Regions from separate parts of the Homo sapiens genome. Here region 1 is linked to region 2. A link is an interaction called in ENCODE POLR2A ChIA-PET data of the cell type or tissue named here. Cell type or tissue: HepG2. All regions are shown on one strand. Links, peaks and the distances in the headings refer to the core of each region. The heading gives the core; the rest is flanking DNA.

Evidence for each region. Peaks named below come from ENCODE experiments on the same cell type or tissue, not always from the same donor. Only the 100,000 strongest peaks of a DNase experiment are listed, where the experiment ranks them.
Region 1: POLR2A ChIA-PET joins it to region 2 with 5 read pairs; 1 of 35 experiments calls an interaction of 5 or more read pairs at or near these places.

Annotation. Positions count from the first base shown.
Region 1 is chr22:37,172,069-37,182,434 of GRCh38, reverse strand. IL2RB-AS1 (IL2RB and C1QTNF6 antisense RNA 1) reads right to left here. Exons shown (of 2, transcript NR_199008.1): 2 at 1-6. It overlaps C1QTNF6 (C1q and TNF related 6), which reads left to right. Exons shown (of 3, transcript NM_031910.4): 3 at 1-2,269. The coding sequence ends at 247. It also overlaps a transcript of IL2RB not described here. Among named protein-coding and RNA genes, the nearest start is that of IL2RB-AS1, 10 kb to the right of the region's middle. RefSeq lists enhancers at 1,089-1,948, 1,949-2,809 and a promoter at 7,183-7,441. In HepG2, for the core only: no CTCF peak of the experiment used is centred there; DNase peaks (open chromatin) are centred at 3,674 and 3,994; H3K27me3 peaks cover 648 bases.
Region 2 is chr22:36,428,755-36,439,120 of GRCh38, reverse strand. No RefSeq gene overlaps it. Among named protein-coding and RNA genes, the nearest start is that of MYH9-DT, 45 kb to the right of the region's middle. RefSeq lists enhancers at 2,690-3,325, 3,347-3,476, 6,504-7,139. In HepG2, for the core only: no CTCF peak of the experiment used is centred there; DNase peaks (open chromatin) are centred at 3,430 and 4,290; H3K4me3 peaks cover 1,312 bases.

The sequences.
Region 1 (10,366 bases), core at 2,605-5,104, 740 kb before region 2:
GCACAGCTGGAATTACAAGGAGACGTACGTGCACATTATGCATAACCAGAAAGAGGCTGTCATCCTGTACGCGCAGCCCAGCGAGCGCAGCATCATGCAGAGCCAGAGTGTGATGCTGGACCTGGCCTACGGGGACCGCGTCTGGGTGCGGCTCTTCAAGCGCCAGCGCGAGAACGCCATCTACAGCAACGACTTCGACACCTACATCACCTTCAGCGGCCACCTCATCAAGGCCGAGGACGACTGAGGGCCTCTGGGCCACCCTCCCGGCTGGAGAGCTCAGGTGCTGGTCCCGTCCCCTGCAGGGCTCAGTTTGCACTGCTGTGAAGCAGGAAGGCCAGGGAGGTCCCCGGGGACCTGGCATTCTGGGGAGACCCTGCTTCTATCTTGGCTGCCATCATCCCTCCCAGCCTATTTCTGCTCCTCTCTTCTCTCTTGGACCTATTTTAAGAAGCTTGCTAACCTAAATATTCTAGAACTTTCCCAGCCTCGTAGCCCAGCACTTCTCAAACTTGGAAATGCATGCGAATCACCCGGGGTTCGTGTTAAATGCAGATTCTGACTCAGCAGGTCTGAGTGGGTCCAGGATTCTGTGTTTCTCATATGTTCCTGGGTGATGCTGATGGGGTCAGTCTATGAACCACACTGGAGCAACCAGGTTCTAGGACTTTCTCAATATTCTAGTACTTTCTGAACATTCTGGAATCCTCCCCACATTCTAGAATTCTCCCAACATTTTTTTTTCTTGAGACAGAGTCTTGCTCTGTTGCCCAGGCTAGAGTGCAGTGGTGCAATCTCAGTTCACTGCAACCTCTGCCTCCCGGGTTCAAGCGATTCTTCTGCCTCAGCCTCCCTAGTGGCTGGGATTACAGGCGCCTGCTACCATGCCTGGCTAATTTTTGTATTTTTAGTAGAGATGGGGTTTCACCATATTGGCCAGGCTGGTCTTGAACTCCTGACTTCAGGTGACCCACCCGCCTCGGCCTCTCAAAATGCTGGGATTACAGGTGTGAGCCACCGTGCCTGGCCAATTCCAACATTCTTAAATTCTCTCATCCCTCCAGGGCTCCCCGTGCTATGTTCTCTTTACCCCTTCCCCCTCTTCTCTTGCTCAGGCCTGCACCACTGCAGCCACCGTTCATTTATTCATTCATTAAACACTGAGCACTCACTCTGTGCTGGGTCCCGGGAAGGGTGAGGGGGTCAGACACAGGCCCTGCCCCTGCCCTCAGTGACTGGCCAGTCCAGCCCAGGCGGGGAGAGATGTGTACATAGGTTTTAAAGCAGACCCAGAGCTCATGGGGGCCTGTGTTCTGGGTGTTCAGGTGCTGCTGGTCCTCCATTACCCACTGCTCCCCAAGGCTGGTGGGACGGGGTCCCGGTGGCAGGGGCAGGTATCTCCTTCCCGTTCCTCATCCACCTGCCCAGTGCTCATCGTTACAGCAAACCCCAGGGGGCCTTGGCCAGGTCAAGGGTTCTGTGAGGAGAGGACCCAGGAGTGTGGGGGCATTTGGGGGGTGAAGTGGCCCCCGAAGAATGGAACCCACACCCATAGCTCTCCCCACAGCTGATACGGCATCCTGCGAGAAGACCTGCCCTCCTCACTGGGATCCCCTTCCTGCCTCCTCCCAGGGCTCTGCCAGGGCCTTGCTCAGTCCCTTCCACCAAAGTCATCTGAACTTCCGTTTCCCCAGGGCCTCCAGCTGCCCTCAGACACTGATGTCTGTCCCCAGGTGCTCTCTGCCCCTCATGCCCCTCTCACCGGCCCAGTGCCCCGACTCTCCAGGCTTTATCAAGGTGCTAAGGCCCGGGTGGGCAGCTCCTCGTCTCAGAGCCCTCCTCCGGCCTGGTGCTGCCTTTACAAACACCTGCAGGAGAAGGGCCACGGAAGCCCCAGGCTTTAGAGCCCTCAGCAGGTCTGGGGAGCTAGAGCAAAGGAGGGACCTCAGGCCTTCCGTTTCTTCTTCCAGGGTGGGGTGGCCTGGTGTTCCCCTAGCCTTCCAAACCCAGGTGGCCTGCCCTTCTCCCCAGAGGGAGGCGGCCTCCGCCCATTGGTGCTCATGCAGACTCTGGGGCTGAGGTGCCCCGGGGGGTGATCTCTGGTGCTCACAGCCGAGGAGCCGTGGCTCCATGGCCAGATGACGGAAACAGGGTCTGACCAAGTGCCAGGAAGACCTGTGCTATAAACCACCCTGCCTGATCCTGCCCCTGCCTGACCCCGCCACGCCCTGCCGTCCAGCATGATTAAAGAATGCTGTCTCCTCTTGGCGATTCAGACTGGTTCTTTCTGCTCGGCTCCCTCTGCCCACTCTGCGTGCTCCCTGCCCACAAAGAAGCGAGCCCCCAGGTCACTCACGCAGCTGGCGCGCCTTGGAGCTAGTGGCACCAGCATAGAGTCAGCCGTGTCACTCTTTGGTTGTGACCTCGGGCAAGTCCCCATATCTCTGCGCCTCGGTTTCCTGTCTGTAAAATGGGGACAATGGTAATCTACCTCATGCGGTGGACATAAGGATCAGATGCCAGGTTGCTTGATGAGTGCCGCGTTCATGCTCAGCATCTGCTGAGCGCCAACTGTGTGGCGCAGAGCTGAGCACCTGTGCCGTTTATGCTCCAGTGAGGCACACGCAAGCCCCCCCACCTCCCGCCCCGGGGACCCTGTCGCATGTTTTGCGTTTAATTATGATGAGAGAACTGTTGGATCTTCTCTGTGGGAAAACACACACTACTACATTGTACAGTGGAGCATCTTGATGGATCTGGCTTTCTTTTTTTTTTGAGATGGAGTCTCTCTGTCACCCAGGTTGGAGTACAGTGGCGCAATCTTGGCTCTCTGCAACCGCTACCTCCCAGGTTCAAGTGATTCTCTTGCCTCAGCCTCCCGAGTAGCTGGGATTACAGGCGCCCACCACCACGCCCAGCTAATTTTTGTATTTTTAGTAGAGATGGGGGTTTCACCATGTTGGCCAGGCTGGTCTTGAACTCCTGACCTTGTGATCTGCCCACCTCGGCCTCACAAAGTGCCGGGATTACAGGCGTGAGCCACCGTGCCCGGCCTGGCTTTCTAATATGTCGTCAAGTTTGGACTCTCTAGGCTAGCCTGGTGGCTACTCACATAAGTATATTTAAAGTGACCGACGCTGATTTCCCAACAGACTTGACCGGGCATCCTGCTCTATCTGTGTTGTCCCTGGTGTGTTGCATGGCTTTTGGGCACCAGGTGGAAGAAGCATGCTATCGAGAACTGACCATACACCTGTGCCAGGATTCAGCCCAGCCCAGCAGCCCACCTTGCAGGGGCAGACAGGTCTCCGTTTCCTCGGAGGTCCCCTGACACTGAAGGGAGGCTTCCCACTGCACCTCAGGGTCATACAGCTCTTGCCAAAGAGGCTCCTCCCATGTCAGAGGCTACCCCGGGGAGCGATCTCCAGCGTGTTTCTGGGCCAGGCTCTATTTGTACACAATCGGCCTCACCAGCCTTGGGACAAAGGCTGTCCTGAGTGCCAGCCAGGAGCCTTTTGTCGTGTACAGCACAAGGATGAGCCATTTGCTGATCGCTGAGGCAGCAAAGCTTTGAAACTTCTTGCCAAGTGCCTGCAGGAGGATTGAAGCTTATCCTTTGTAAACTGAAGCCAAGTCCCCCAGACAGTTCCAGGCCACATTAGTTCAGGGAACAGAGGCCGGCTGTCTTTGTGTCATCCCATCTGACCCACTGCACACATTCCTCCACCCAGGGCTCAGATGTGGCCTCTGGACTGTCTAGGCCAGGTTTTTTTGCGCTAGGTCTGGGTTTCTGACTCAATGGCACCCGGATGGGTGCTAAGAGCCACTAGATCTTTGTGACAAGCTTCTCCCAATGGGCACGTTCTTGGCGGGGGTTGGTCAAAGGTCCTGGGAAACTGGAGGCCCCCAATCCTGCTGCCAGGTCTGTGGGGCACAGCGTCCCCCAGGAGATCTGCCATGCTTAGTACTGATGACCTCAGCAAGCTGGCTGAATGCCCATGTAATCACCTCTGGGGCAATCCCTTTAAGTTACATATTTTGAAAACGTTTTCCGCCTGAAACGTTAGGCAATGAGGAAGGGGAAGGAAAGGGTGGTCAAGAGGGGAAGCAGCCGTGGGAAATGAAAAATACCCCTGACAAGGAGTGTACCCCAGACAGGGCGACCTCACCCCCACCTTGCCATCGTTTTGTTGAGTGGCCCGGGGCAAGTGCAGGGAAGATTAAGGGGGAAAGGGTGATTAGATGGGAGCCTGAGTTAAAATCAGGGGCAGAGCTGGTGCAGGGATTTTAGCTTGATGGTGTCCCTGGTGACCTGCTGTCTGGATAGATGGGCTGGATCCATTTCATGGGCTAGGTTAGGTTGTGTCTGGAAGTGTTCAGCCTTCCTGGGGAGATGAGCGCAGGAGCTCCTCTGCCACATGGGAGTGTGGGGAAGGGAGTAGATAATTCTTATGTGGCGATCTGGGAAGGCTTCTTAGTGGAGGGGACATGTGGGAAGGGCCTTGGAGGGTGAATAGGAGTCTCAAAGGCACTTGACATGGGGCAAGGAGCTGATGAGAGGAAAGGGTTGCAGGCGGACCAATGTAGTCTATGCTCTGGGCAGTGGGAGAGACCAGTAGGTTGGATAGATGTCTGGAAAGGAGGCAAGGAGAGCAGAATGGGGTTTGAGACAGGAAAGGCCTGGAATGTCAGGCTAAGTCTAGGATTGACCTCTTTCTTAGGTGCTGGGGTGCCTTTAAGAGGCAGATCACTCTGCAGCCAGGTGGAGCACAGGCTGCAGAGGGTGAAGCTGGAGGCAGTGAGGGGGCCTGTGCCATGGTCCAGGGGAGGACATAGAACGCCTAGAAACTGGGTGAATCATGATGTCATCCTGGAGGGGGAGGCATGTCCCCAATTGACTTTGAAGTTGGTGAGAGATTCAACAGCAGAGAGGAGGCAGGAGGGCAGCTGGGGGTTGTTGGGGGGACGGGGTCCAGCTTGGATTAAGGGTCTACCAGGGTGTTTCTCCCACAAGGCTTTCGTTAGCCAGTGGGAAGCCAGCAGGCCGGGGTGCCAGGAGGTGGGCTCCTGTGGCAGCTCTGCCCAGGAGAGTCCCTTGTTTGGCTGGAGGACTGGAGGGTGCTGGGTAAATCGTTTAGCCTTTTTGGGCCCCATATTGTCCTTATCTGTAATATCAGATGCAAAAGCCCTTCTCTCTTACCCCACTGAGGACTTCAGGGTATCCAAGGCTGCAGGGGCATGGCTATTTTCAGAACCCCAAACCAGGACCCATGGAGAAGTGGCAGTGGGACAGAAAACGTGAAATTAGCAGCAGTTGTCCCAGAGAATACTAAGTGTACGGGACAGGGCTGGGGAAGCCTGAGAGAGGTGGTGAGTGCTCAGACGCCGGCATGTATGGAATCTGGAGCCAGGCTGCGGGTTCTGACCCCAGCACACCCTTTCCTTAGACCAGCTCCTGGTTCAGGGCGCACAACATTATTTTTCCTATAGTATGACCGGGGCTTGTCACTTCCTCTCTGTGAGTCTTGGCTTTGTTCCGATAGAGGACTCCACGTGACGATGTATCTCGGTATTAGCAGTGTCTGGCACACAGCCGTGCTCAAATGGCATGGGTTCGATGAGTGACCTCTCTGAGCATCGTGGGAAAGGTGCGGGGCGAAGTGAGAAGCAACAGTCTCTGGCCAGGGAGGAGGCCCTGCAGCCCCCCTCTCCTCTCCCCGCCTCCTCCTCCACTTGGCAGGCCCGTCACAGTAGCCACATACTGCCACGTGTGCGTCTGGAGGAAAGGAGAAACACAGGCAGAAACTTAACATGACCAGAAACAGATGTCAAGAACATTATGGGTGAGGCCAGCGGGTGGCCGCAGGAGCCAGAGAGGAAGGAGGGATTTCCAGGACACGAGTCAAGGGTGCGTGGGGCTAAGCTGGCGTGGCTTTGGAGCAGCTGGCCTTCAGACCCAGGAGGACAGGAGGCGGTGGTGACCAGCACCTGGGGGCTGGGGTCGTAGCATACAGTCAGGTGGGCTGTGGAGTTGCAGCCTGGAGGTGGTGGCATTGGCGGCAGAAGTAGGGTTGCTTCACGGGAGGAAGGAGTCATTGGAGAGGGCTGGCTGTAGGCGCGTGGAGGAAAGAGGTGACCCTCTGCAGGTCAGCAGTAGAGTGGGAGGGTGGGGCGGTTCCTGCAGGTGGCTGGCTGCTCTTCGCTTCTGGTGGGAAGGAATGGATGCCACAAATGCAGATGTATACAAAACAGGCCGTGCTTTAGTTCTCTGAGTAAATTTCACTCCCATTAGGCATTTCCATGGGCTGAAGTCAAAGAAATGTGATTTTGGCAGCTGGGATTCCTCCCCGCCCCCCGATATTTCCCTGCGGCTGCATCTAAGTGCCCCTCCCTGCCAGCAGGGAGGAGCTGGGGCACTCCATGTCCACGTTTCCTCTGCGAGTTTGGCAATGTCCCATCTGCTCTGGGCTCCGGGTCCCACTCCCATACCTCCTGATTCATGCTCACTCCCACAGCGCCTCCCGGGTCCTCATCCCTCTTGGGACACCTGGGTGCTTCCTGTACACAAGTTCCTTGCCTCTCTGAGGGCTGTCTCACCCAGCCCTATCTGCCCGGATACACCCTGGGGCCATTTCTTCCCTGGGGTCTCAGCTGCCTTTCTAGGGTTTTGCCCAGGAAGAGAAGAATGGCTCCTCTGAAGCTCGGATGTCCCAAACCTGTTGGGGGTCTGCCTGGGAAGGAGGAGACAGGATCACTTTGGCCAGGAATCCCAATCCTAACTCATCTCTTGTTTCCCCTCTGCACCTCCCCACCCCGTCACCCAGGGATGACGCTCCTTGAGCTCATCTGAGCTCCTCTGAGTGTCGGGAGAGGGCTCAAGGCAACCTCTCCCAAAGCTTCTGGTGGGGCTCTCCTTGTTCTGAAACCTAAGAACGTGCAGAAGTCTCCCTTTCCCCCTCTGCTTTTTGCCTCGTAGTTTCTGTATTTGTTAAGATGCTTTTGGGTGCAAGGTACACATATTCAACCCAAAGCAGCAAGAGAGAAAAGTAACCCTAAGTCCCAGGCAGGGCGGCTCAGGGTCCGTCAATTCAGCAGCTGAGCAGCTCAGCAGCTCGCTAAGGACCTGGGTCTGCCCCATATCTCCATTCTCAGCACAACAGATTTGCCCTTAGGCCAATGATGTATGATCTGGCTCTGTGTCCCCACCCAAATCTCATCTTGAATTGTAATCCAAATTGCAATCCCCACATGTTGGGGAAGGCACCTGGTGAGAGGCGATTAGATCATGAAGGCGGTTACCCTCATGCTTTTCTCGTGATAGTGAGTGAGTTCTCACGAGTTTTGATGGTTGTATAAGGGACCCTTCCCCCTTCACTCTGCACTTCGCTCTCCTGCCAGCATGTGAAGGTGCCTTGCTTCCCCTTCGCCTTCCACCACGATTGTAAGTTTCCTGAGGCCTCCCCAGCCATGTGGAACCGTGAGTCAATTAAACCTCTTTCCTTTCTAAATTATCCAGCCTCAGGCAGTTCTTCATAGCAGTGTGAGAACGAACTAATACAGCCAGCTTCCCTCAGGGCCACAGGATGGCAGTCTCAAGATGGTGGCCATGAGATTTCTGTTCTGGGTCCAGGTGTCATATCTGGGTATCACCCGCCAGGTCCCAATCTGTTCTGCCAGTGTGCAGCCAATCGCTGTGACTTGGGATTTGCAAAAGAGAAAAGATTGATTCACAAGCCTGCCAAGCAAGGAGGTGGGAGAACAGCGTTCAAATCTGCCTCCCCAAAGACAAGGTTTAGGGATATGAATGGGTTAGAGAAGTGGGGTGATCTAAGGTGTGGGGACAGGTGATTGGCAGTGGGGAAGAATGACGTAACCGGTTTGTTCTGTACAAGCATAGTTGGGGTTCATGGCATTTCATAGGACACATACAGAAAACAGATGCATTGGCCTGATCTGAGCGTGGTGCTTTTGGTCCTCCAATATCAAATGGCCATCTCTTGGGCACATATACGGTTCCCCAGCTGAAGGGTCTCAACTGGTTTCAGCTGGCCCAATTCCTGAAAAACAACCGAAGCCACCATTACCATGGTGACCTATGAATGTTATCTCTAAAGTAGCCAGTGAAGGTTGTTTCAGCATTCAGTGGCAAGGCTTTCAGCTCCCTTGGCCTTCAGCTTCATGGAAAAAAGTCTCAAAACCCAGCGACGAACCCTTCCGTTTCATGGATGTGGCAAGGGTGGGTGAAAGAGAATCAGAGATTCTTCTGTCCAAAAGCCTCTTCTCGCTTCTCATTGGCCACAGCTGGTCACATAACCATACCTAACCCAACCTCGGGGAAGTGAGATTTACCCCTGAACCCTGAGGGGCTGGGCTGGAGCCCCAGGCAAGATCAGAGTCCCACTCACAGGTTGGGGTGGGGTGGGGAGAAGCTGTTGAGAGTCCAGTTGGTTCACATTTCGTAAAAACTCTCTGGCCATATTGTCAGATGCGGGTGCCTGACTCAGCCAGGGTGTCTTGGTTCCAGGAAATCTTCCCAGATGTGAGAGGCAGCTGGATCCCTGAGCGTCCCCTGGTTATAGTGTTTAGCAATAGTTGGCTCTGCTCACGAGGCTTCAAGCTCTTGGGGCAGCAGGGCTACAGCAGCGCCAAAGCTACCACCTCCAGGACCCCTCCCCAACCCCCCCTGGCAGTTTAGTGTGTGGTTAATGCTGAGGCTGCTGGAGGCACTGCCTGGGTTCAAATCTGAGTAAATGAGGGGAGGTCACTGAAACTCTCTGTGCCTCAGTTTTGTCACCTGTAAAATGGGGATGATATTAACACTATCTGGGCTGTTGTGAGGATTAAAGGAGTAAGTATATGTAAAATACTGGTACGTAGGAGGTGCTCTATAAATGTTAAAAATTATTTTAAGGTAGACACTTTCTTATATTTATTTTACAGAAGAAGAAACTGTGAAGTACAGAAAAACTGATTAATTTCCTTCCTTCATGTGTCATTTGTTTACCCAATCAATAATTATGGATTGATTCCTATTCTATAGGCTTGGCCCTGTGCTAAGCACAGGGGACAGTGTGGTGAGCCAAAACCCCACATGGTCCCTGCCCTCATGCGGCTTCCAGTCTAATAGGGGAGAGAGACATTACACAGTCACAGCAGGGCTTCAGCGTGGGGTAAGTGCTGGCAAGGGAGAAGCAAATTTGGGAGGGAGAAGTGGTCAGGGAAGGCCTCTCTGAGGAAGAGGTGGTTCAGCTGAGACCCAAAGATGAGAGACATAGCACAGCTGGTGGAGGGGCCAATATGGGTCAAGGCCAGGAGGTAGGAGGCTGCTCAGCCCCTCCCAGGAACTGAAAGAAAGACCCAGAGGCCGGAAGGAGCCAGGTTTTGCAGGACCTGGGATATTCGATCTTGTCCAGTGGGCCACACCAGAAGGAAGGGATGGTTCCTGGGAAAGAGGGGAGGCTCATCCAGGACCTGAGCTATGACTTCTCAGAGGATGGCTGGAGGATGGGAAACACTCTCTAGCTCTTTCGGTGGTTCTCAAGACAGGGCAGGGCTCCTTACAGGAGTCTATGAGGAGGCTTGTGCCCTCAGCCCCACAGCCAATGGTGGCTGGAGCCAGCTTGCACCAGAGCCGACTGCATGCATGTCTTCCCGATCGCAGGTTCAGAGACATCACGATGCTAGCTTGAAATGGGTCATGGTGGCAGGATATATACTGCTAGAAATTGGCAGATGTTGCAGTTTGCCAATTTCTAGTTAAAGCATTTAAAAATTCTTACAAAACAAAGCCTTCATTAGAAATGCGGCTTGGGTGGGGGCTGGGCCCAGTGAAGGAGGCACTTTGGGTGTGGCCCCAGGCTCACAAGTTCCCCTCTTCTCCAGGGACCCCTCGCCACTGCCCACCCCCAAAACCTCAGCCCCTTACCCCACCCTTGGGCTCATCTCTCTACCTCATTCTGGGCCCTATTGGATGGTTGACGGCTCCAAGGGAGGCCCCAACCCTAGCAGGGCCAGCTTGAGTCCTGCTCTGCAGATTTGGGAAGCAGGACCGCAGCCAGGAGCTGATGGAGCCGAGTGCATTAGGAGGTGCAGCCAGGGATCCCAAGCACAGCGGGCGCCAAGGAGCTGGGGCTACCCTGGCTTTTCCTTCCTGCAGGTTTGGTTGGGGCTCTAGCCCCTTGCCTCCATCCCCAACATCACTTTTTTTTTTTTTTTTTTTACTTTACCTTTAGTTAATAGTTGAGTTTTCTTGCTCACAACCAGAGAGCCTCAACTGAGGTGCCAAAGGTCCCAGAAATGCAAACCACCTACTTGAGAGGGAGCATTAAAGCAGTAACAGGTCATTTCAATCCTGACAACGTCAGCC
Region 2 (10,366 bases), core at 2,343-4,842:
TACAGGTGTGAGACACGGCACCTGGCTAATAAATTTCTATCATCTATAAATTACCCATGTCTAAGGTATTTTGTTACCACAGCCCAAACAGACAGCATTTCATATCAGCACATACAGAACTTTCTCATTTTTTTCTTTCACTGTGTTTAGGGTTGCCCGATAAAATACAAGATGCCTACTTAAATTTGAATTATTTGCATTTCCAATACAGAAAAAGAACTTTTTAGTGTAAGTTTGTCCCATGCAATATTTGGGACATACTTATGCTAGAAAGTTATTTATTTATCTGAAATTCAAGCCAGCTGTTCCGTATTTGTATTTGTTAAATCTGACCACCCTTGTTACCTTATATGGGAGCTCCTTATTTTAAATCACTGGGGGCTTCAGGAACCAGGTGCCTGGACTTGGTGGGTGTCCATTCTCTGACTGTATTCTGAATTAGGCTCTAGAGGCTCCAGGGTTTGTGTCCAGTGCTGAATTTCCACCTCCAGGCCCCATTTACTGAAATAAGAAATTAGCTGGGTGTGGTGGCTCATGCTTGTAATCTTTGTACTTTGGGAGGTGGGAGGATCCCTTGAGACCAGGAGTTCGAGACCAGGCCGGGCAATATAGTGAGATTCCCATCTCTACAAAAAAATTTTTTTAAATTATCCAGGTGTGGTGGTTCACACTAGTAATCTCAGCAATTTGGGAGGGTGAAGTGGGAGGATCGCTTGAACCCAGGAATTGGAGGATGCAATGAGGTATGATCATGCCACTGCACTCTAGCCTGGGTGACAGAGTGAGACCCTGACTTTTTTTTTTTTTTCTTAAGACGGAGCCTCGCCCTATCGCCCAGGCTGGAGTGCAGTGGCTCAGTCTCAGCTCACTGCAACCTCTGCCTCCCAGGTTCAAGCAATTCTCCTGCCTCAGCCTCCTGGTAGCTGGGATTACAGGCATGTACCACCACACCTGGCTAATTTTTGCGTTTTTAGTAGAGATGGAGTTTCACCATGTTGACCAGGCTGGTCTCGAACTCCTGACCTCAAGTGATCCACCCACTTCAGCCTCCCAAAGTGCTGGGATTACACCGCTCCCGGCTTGAGACCCTGACTCTTAAAAAAAAAAGAAAAGAAACAAAAAGAAAAAGAAGCCAGGCACTGTGGCTCACACCTGTAATCCCAGCACTTTGGATGGCCGAGGCAGGAAGATGCTTGTGTCCAGGAGTTCGAGATCAGCCTAGGTAACAAAGTGAGACCTCATCTCTACAAAAAATAAATCAAAACTAGCTGGGCATGGTGGCATGAGCCTGAGGTCCCAGCTACTTGGGAGGCTGAGGTGGGAGGATGGCTCAAGCCTGGAAGGTCAAGGCTACAGTGAGCTGTGATTGTACCACTGCAGTCTAGCCTGGGTGACAGAGTGAGACCTTGTCTCAAAAAAAAAAAAAAAGAAAGAAAGAAAGAAATGAAAAGCCCATAGAGTGGCCAGGCGCAGTGGCTCACACCTGTAGTCCCAGCACTTTGGGAGGCCGAGGTGGGTGGATCACCTGAGGTCAGGAGTTCGAGACAGCCTGGCCAACATAGTGGAACCCCATCTCTACTAAAAATACAAACATTAGCTGGGCGTGGAGGCACGTGCCTGTAATCCCAGCTACTCAGGAGGATGGGCCAGGAGAATCGCTTGAACTCGGGAGGTGGAGGTTGCAGTGAGCCAAGATCAAGCCACTGTACTCCAGCCTGGGTGACAGAGCAAGACTCCGTCTTGGGAAAAAAATAAATAAATAAAAAGATCAGGCAGGGCACAGTGGCTCACGCCTGTAATCCCAGCACTTTGGGAAGCTGAGGCGGGTGGATCACTTGAGGTCAGGAGTACGAGAACAGCCTGGCCAACATGCTGAAACCTCGTCTCTACTAAAAAAATAAATAAATAAATACAAAAATTAGCTGGGCGTGGTGGCGCATGCCTGTAGTACCAGCTACTCATGAAGCTGAGGCAGGAGAATCACTTGAACTCGGGAGATGGAGGTTGCAGTGAGCCGAGATTGCGCCACTGTACTCCAGCCTGGGCAACAGAGCGAGACTCTGTCTCAAAAAAAAAAAAAAAAAAAAAAGATCAGACCTATTCTCCTGAGCTGGACACTGAGAGGCAGACGGGTAAATCATTTTATTGTTTGCTGAGGTCCCCCAACCAGGAAGTGGTAGTGCTGGAATTTTAACCCAGATATATTTGACGCCAAGGCTCAAACTCTTTCCACTGGGATTATTAACCCTTATCAGTACATCTGTGCCATGTTTTCAGGTAAGAAAACTGAGTAGTGTGATAAGCCGTCTGCCTGTGACACTTTATTTTTTGTTTGTTTGAGACGGAGTTTCGCTCTTGTTGCCCAGGCTGGAGTGCAATGACATGATCTTGGTTCACCGCAACCTCTGCCTCCCAGGTTCAAGCAATTCTCCTGCCTCAGCCTCCCAAGTAGCTGGGATTACAGGCATGTGCCACCACGCCCTGCTAATTTTGTATCTGTAGAGATGGGGTTTCTCCTTGTTGGTCAGGCTGGTCTCAAACTCCCAACCTCAGGTGATCTGCCCACCTCGGCCTCCCAGAGTGCTGGGATTACAGGCGTGAGCCACCATGCCCGGCCTCCACTTTAGTTTTACAAGGGCCCAAAGCAGGAACAAACCTCCAGTCCTGTGGCCTACAGGATGACAGCCTAAGCCCTCCTATCCCCCACTTGACCTTCAATGCCCATAGGGAACCTGCCCCAGCCCATTTCTCATCTGCTGTTCTGGTCATCTTCCCAAAAGACCAACCCTTTCCTTGCCTCCATATTTCTACACTTTGACACTTTGGGTCAAGTGGAAAAAGTCTGGTGGAAGAACTAGTTCTAAATATCAGCTTAGTCACTTACTTGCTGTGTGACTATGGGCAAGCCACTTGACCTCTCTGAGTCTCACTTTGCTCAGCTGGAAAATGAGAAAAGATATGCCTAAGTCTTAGCACTTGTCTGATGATTAATATGCATAAGCTGAAGGAATGAAGGGGGGGTATTTATTGTGCCCCTGCCGCGTGCCAGACCCGGTGAGAGACACTGGCGACGCTGTGGTGAACCCGGCAGTCACAGTGGCTGCTTTTCTGGGGACTGTTCTTGAAGTGGAGGGTGTGATCTATTGCAGCAGGAGGTTGAGTAACTGAGCCTTTGTAACTGTGAGCAGGATTCCTCCTGAGCTGAAGATGAGTGCCTTAAGCCAGGTGTGAGGGTGGGGAAATACCCTAATTTGACAGACGAGGAAAGGAAACTTCCCGCACTCCGCTTTAAGTGGTGGGGCCAGGATTCAAACCCAGGGGCTGCTTTGATGGGCCACCCTGGTTTCCTCTTGCATCCGCACTGCTGAGCAGAGAGCCCGGCACCTAGCGGGATATCAAAGACACAGAGGCCGCCAGCAGTGAAAGCTGTGTTGAAAAGAAGCTAGAGGAAGCTGGTGAAAACCAGAGGTTAGGAGGTGGGGACAGGGAAGGCCGTGAAGGGAGGGGCCTTTTATTGACCAGCCAGCCCTCGGCCAGGTCCCTGCCTCAGACGTGCATGTTGGCAGGAAGAACCTGGCTGGGCATCTCTGTGACTGTGGTTGAATGAAGGAGCACCTGAGCCTTCCTTTTTTTCTTTTTTCTTTTTTTTTCTGAGATGGAATTGTGCTCTTGTTGCCCAGGCTGGAGTGCAATGGCGCGATCCCGGCTCACTGCAACCTCCCCCTCCCACGTTCAAGCAGTTCTCCTGCCTCAGCCTCCTGAGTAGCTGGGATTACAGGCATGTGCCACCACGCCCGGCTAATTTTGTATTTTTAGTAGAAACAGGGTTTCTCCATGTTGGTCAGCCTGGTGTTGAACTCCCAACCTTAGGTGATCCGCCTGCCTCGGCCTCCTAAAGTGCTGGGATTACAGGCGTGAGCCACTACGCCTGGCGCACCTGAGTCTTTCTAGTCCAGGCTGAGCTCTGGGCCGTTCAGCGCTTCTCAAACCCACAGCAGTGCCTCATTGCAAGAGGAGCTGGTGGGATACAGGAGAAAGTGGGGAGGGAAAAGGCGGGTCAAGGAACTGAACTAGAGGCTCACTCGACAGTTCTCCAGGTCTTTGTTGTTTACTGAAGGAACCTTATGAACGTGGCCTTCGCACTCCCTGCTCTGTCTGTGTTTGTTTTAATATAACCGATTCCCTCCCCTCTTGCCAACAAAGGGTTGGAGTAAAACTGACTGCATAGAGCCTGCCTAACTGTGCACTGTCCCTCGCTGTGGACTCTGCACCCCTAGCGCAGGAGGGTCCCAGGGCTCCAGGGGCGAGGCCCCACAGGCACCCCCTTCCCTCCACACAGCCGGTCTTTCCCTCCTCCATTCTCAGACCTCACCCTCCCCACATGTCATAAAGGTCCTGTGCCCTGACCTCACTGAGTCACCTGTTTCTCTGTATCTCTATGTTTCTGTGGCTGCTTCTACCCCTAGACAGTGGCCTCCAACACTTAATTATGGTGGGCAGGGCCACGGTCTGCCTCCCTCGGTGTCCTCAGCACAGCAGGCCTAGCCTGGGTAGGTGGACCCTGGGAAAAGAAATGAGTGAATGAGGCCGGGCGCGGTGGCTCACGCCCGTAATCCCAGCACTTTGGGAGGTCGAGGAGGGCAGATCGCTTGAGGCCAGGAGTTTGAAACCAGCCTGGCCAACATGGTGAAATCCCGTCTCTGCTAAAAATACAAAAACTAGCCAGGCGTGGTGGCTCACGTTTGTAACGCCAGCTGCTCGGGAGGCTGAGGCAGGAGAATCGCTTGAACCCGGTAGGCGGAGGTTGCAGTGAGCCGAGATCGCGCCACTGCACTCCAGCCTGGGCAATAGAGCGAGACTCCATTTCAAAAGAAAGAAAGGAAAGAAAAGAATGAAAGAAAGAAAGAAAGAGAAAAAGAAAGAAAGAAGAAAGAAAGAAAGAAAGAAAGAAAGAAAAAAGAAAGAACGAAAGAAAGAAAAGAGAAAAAGAAAGAAAGAAGAAAGAAAGAAAGAAAGAAAGAAAGAAAGGAAGGAAGGAAGGAAGGAAGGAAGGAAGGAAGGAAGGAAGGAAGAAAGAAATGAGTGAATGAACAAATGGAAGGGCAGTAGGCCCTCTGGGGCTGCGGTGAGCCAGATAATGACCCAAAGATGTCCATGTCCTGATCCCGCAAACCTGCAAATGTGTTAACCTACATGGCAAAAGGGACTTTGCAGATGTGACGGAGTTAGGAATCTGGAGATGGGAAGAAATTCCACCTACGGCCAGCGGCTTCAGTCCCTGCCTGAGCCCCAGCCCGCCCCTCCCGCTGGCCTGCCTGCACCTGTCAGCCTTTCCCAGCCAGCCCCACAATCACATGTGCCAATTCCTTGCAATCTATCTGTCCATCTTTATCTCTGCCTCTATATTTCCTCCAGGTTCTGTTTCTCTGGTTAAGCCCTGACTGATACAGGAGCCCAGGAGATTGGCCTCCTGGGTCTGTATTTGGGAGACCACTCAGAATGTGGCGGAGGTGGGTAGGGGAGAGCCGGCCCAGGAATAGTCCGGGGAGTCTGGTGCCCTTCAGTTGGAGCCTGTGTTGCACCCACATCTCCAGGGCCAGGAGGCTGGTCCTGTTGACCTTGGCTGTGGGCCCAGTGGAGGTGGAGTGCAGGCCCCCACAGGCAGCTGAGCAAACAGGGGAGTGGGGGCTGGGGGAGCAGAGCTGGGGAAGGGACGGGGAGAGGAAGGAGCCGTGGGATGCAGGTGAGGACAAAGAGTGGGCCTGGAGGTGCTGGGAAAGCCGGGCCAACCCTGCCAAGTCCTGCTCCTGTGTCTAGCCTGTGGCCACGCTGAGCCAGGCCCTGGGGACACCACGGAAGACACGACATAGCTCCTGCCCGCATGAAGCACACTGTCCCCGTCCCTGAGCTGCCTGGACCCCCAGTGAGTGCAGCTTCTGGCGCATAGTAAATAGCTATGGAATGAATGATCTGAGACCAGACTCCAGCCAACAGAGGTCCTAGAAAGAGGCATTTGACAAATAAGGCCTGGGAAGAGAGAAAAGGATGACCTGGTGGAGACCTGGAGTAGGGAGTGGGATGAGAAGGGGCCTGGGCTGGGAGGACCAGCTGCCCATGCATGTCCAGGGCAGCCCCACAGCCCTGCGGAGAAGAGTTCTTTTCCGGTCTCACCTCCATCCATCCACCCCCATGCGTGGCTAATTTTCCTTTTTAGGGACAGCTGCCCTTCCCGCTCCCCACAGAGTAATCGGAGCCAGAATCTCTGCCTGGTTTCTGAGAACCCCATCTGCCCAGACCTCGCCTGGACTGTGGTTTTAGCAAATAATTTGGATCCTTCTAGAGCTTGGGGGAGGAAGCTTCCGCCCCTTCCTCCTTAGTGGTGTTAAGAAATGCTCAGCATTCCTGGGTTAAGAGGGCCAGGGGCCATTCTTCTCAGCACAGGGACAGACCCAGAGGAACAAAATGAAGAAGGAACCCAGCACCCGTCCCAGGCTCTCAGCTCCTTCCCGGGGGTCACCTGGGGACTGGCAGGTGAGGCCAATTCATTCAGCTCCCAGGGAAGGAGGCCTTGGGGAGCCCGAGAATGTTCAAGAGCAAGTTCCTGGGGCTTCCCGCACAGGGTTCTGAGCTCCTGTCTCAGAGCTCCCAGAGGAGGCCCTGTCTGGTTCCTGCTAGTCTCCGCATCATGTCTAGTCCAGCCTGGCACCGGGGAGCACTCCATGAGGGTTTATGGATCGGATGCAGGGCGGAGAAGTAGGATGTAGGGTATCAGAAATGGCCTCCAGGAGGGCCCACATCTATGCTGTGGGAAGTAAACAGTGAGCCTGGGGGGTGTGCGCCGGGGCTCAGGCGCTGCTACAGGCCGGATGTGAGGACTCCCATTTATTCCTCACACAGCGCTGTGATTGTGCTACCACGATACCCCCATATCACAGATGAAGGGGCCAGAGCCCAGAAAGGGTAAGTAACTTGTCCAAGGACACACAGCAGATAAGTGCAGGGACCAGTATTTGGACTCCAGAGTTCCTGCTTTTTTGTTTTGTAGAGATGAGTCTCACTAGGTTGCCCAGGCTGGTTTCCAACTCCTGGCCTAAAGCAATCCTCCTGCGTCAGCCTCCTGAGTTGCTGGGACTAGATGCACGGCTACTGCACCCAGCCTGAAGTCCCTGCTTTTAAGTGCTAGGCACACTGCCTCTGGAGAGGGAGGAGGAGAAGTAAAGGCCTGGGTGAGGGGCAGTGAACATGAGATACTTGAGAAAAATAAGAAGGCCCGAGGGGCCAGGTATCGGTGATGACTCATGTCGGTAATACCAGCACTTTGGGAGGCTGAGGCAAGAGGATCACTTGAGCCCAGAAGTTTGGGGCCAGCCAGGGCAACATAGTGAGACCCCCATCTCTACCAAAAAATAGAAAAAATTAGCGGGGCATGGTGGCACATGCCTATGGTCCTGCTACTCAGGAGGCTGAGACAGGAGGATCACTTGAGTCCGGGAGGTTGAGGCTGCAGTGAGCCATGATCATGCCACTGCACTCCAGCCTAGGTGACAGAGTGAGACCCCGTCTCAAAAACAAACAAACAAAAAACCCCAAGGCTGCGGAGCTGATGCGGTGGGTAAGGGTGAGACTCAGGACTCCACTTTCTCTGTCCTGCCCATTGGCGTTCCAGGTAGGACGTCCTTGGGAGACATGGTTTGCTACGTATAGCTACATGGAAAGATCCCAGGACTAACCAACTTGTAAAGCCCTTAGGGCAGGAAGATTTTAGGGTAACTCTTGCATCTGGCTTGGGGTCAGCACGCACTCAGGCCTGCTCTGAGATGGAGGACCACTGGCTCAGTTTACCTTTGGAATGGGCAGGGTCGGGGAGCAGCAAGGACAGGGCCAGGAGTTGGGAAGTCCTGGGCCCATCCCAGACCCTAAGCCCCCTCTGTAACAGTGAGACCCTGGGCACGTCACCTAAGCACTCTGGGCCTCCAATGATAATCCCCTGTCCACCTGGTGTTTTAGTGGGTCAATATGACAGCCGCTGTTCATTCGGCACTGCTAGTGTGTTACCTCGGTGACTCATTCCGGTGACCTACTGGTCACCCCATTCAGCAGATGCTTCCTGGGAAGATGGTGAAGACAAACTGAGCCTTTATGTCCGAATGGCTCTTTACAACCTGCAAAAGGCACTTTCGGACCTAATTCAATTTGATCTTCACACAAATCCAGAAGCCAGGCAGGCATGCTTCATCGTTCCATTTAAAGTTGAAGAAACTGGCTGAGCACGGTGGCTCATGCCTGTAATCCTGTAATCCCAGCTCTTTGGGAGGCTGAGGAAGGAGAATTGCTTGAGGCGAGGAGCAACATGGCAAGACCCTGTCTCTACAAAAAATAAAAATAAAAATAGGTTAGGCACAGTGGCTCATGCCTGTAATCCCAGCACTTTGGGAGGCCGAGATGGGTGGATCACCTGAGGTCGGAAGTTCGAGACCAGCCTGACCAACATGGAGAAACCCCGTCTCTACTAAAAATACAAAACTAGCTGGGCGTGGTGGTGCATGCCTGTAATCCCAGCTACTCGGGAGGCTGAGGCAGGAGAATCACTTGAACCCGGGAGGTGAGCCAAGATCATGCCATTGCACTCCAGCCTGGGCAACAAGAGCGAAATTCTGTCTCAAAAAATAAAATAAATAAACTAAAATAAATAAATAAAAATCATAATTTTTTTAAAGATGAAGAAACCAAGGCAAGCAAAGAAGTGGCTTGCTCAAGATTCATTGATCATTAGGGAACAAAAAAGACCTTCAATCTGGGATTTTTTGACTCCCTGTTCAGTACTTTTTTTACCCGAACCCCCCCCCCCAAAAAAAAGGATACTTTTATAAGCATCCAACACCATTCATCTTGCTGTCTTATCCCAGAATCCTGATCAGAATTCAGATAGTTTGCCGGCCGGGTGCAGTGGTTCACACCTGTAATCCCAGCACTTTGGGAGGCCGAGGCGGGTGGATCGCCTGAGGTCAGGAGTTTCAGACCAGCCTGGCCAACACGGCAAAACCCGTCTCTACTAAAAATGCCAAAATTAGCTGGGTGTGGTGGTGCATGCCTGTGATCCCAGCTACTTGGGAGGCTGAAGCAGGAGAATTGCTTGAACTGGGAGACAGAGGTTGCAGTGAACCGAGATTGCACCACTGCACTCCAGCCTGGGCAATAGACCAAGACTCCATCTAAAAAAAAAAAAAAAAAAAGAATTAACTAATAGTTTGCCATGAATGGAGGATTTTAAAACATGGGAAAATTTTTTTAAAAAATAATTAAAATAGTAGTAATGACAATAGCTACCCTCACTGAGCTGTTTTTTTTTGTTGTTGTTTAGTAAAGACAAGGTTTCACCATGCTGGCCAGGCTGGTCTCGAACTCCTGACCTCAGATGATCTCAGCCTCCCAAAGTGCTGGGATTACAGGCATGAGCCACTGCGCTCAACCTAAGAGCCCACATTTTCAGTCTCTGTGTATCCCTCTACGGCAGTCAGCATTTTGCTTTACGAACAGTATGAGGGCTCCACAAATTTATTTATTTATTTATTTATTTTATTTTATTTTATTTTATTTTTTGAGACGGAGTTTCGCTCTTGTTGCCCAGGCTGGAGTGCAATGGCACCATCTCAGCTCACCACAACCTCTGCCTCCCGGGTTCAAGTGATTCTCCTGCCTCAGTCTCCCAAGTAGCTGGGATTACAGGCATGTGCCACCAAGCCCGGCTAATTTTGTATGTTTAGTAGATACGGGCTTTCTCCATGTTGGTCAGGCTGGTCTCGAACTCCCAACCTCAGGTGATCCGCCTGTCTCGGCTCCAAAGTGCTGGGATTACAGGCATGAACCACCGCACCTGGCCTACAAATTTATTAAGTGAATTAAATAATGTGCCGCTTTTTTTTTTTTTTTTTTTTTGAGAGGCAGTTTTGCTCTTGTTGCCCAGGCTGGAGTGCAATGGCGCGATCTCGGCTCACAGCAACCTCCGCCTCCCGGGTTCAAGCCATTCTCCTGCCTCAGCCTCCCGAGTAGCTGGGATTACAGGCATGCACCACCACGCTTGGCTAATTTTGTATTTTTAGTAGAGATGGGGTTTCTCCATGTTGGTCAGGCCGGTCTCGAACTCCAGACCTCAGGTGATCCGCCCATCTCGGCCTCCCAAAGTGCTGGGATTACAGGCGTGAGCCACCGCCCCCGGCAATGTGTTGCTTTTCTATAGTCCTGAAGTCTCAAAGAAAACTTGCAGGTGGGAAGAGCATGGGATGTGAGGTCAGACCCGGATCTGAATTTCAGCTCCAATGCTTAATGATGGTGTGATCTTAACCTTAATCTCTTCATCTGTAATATG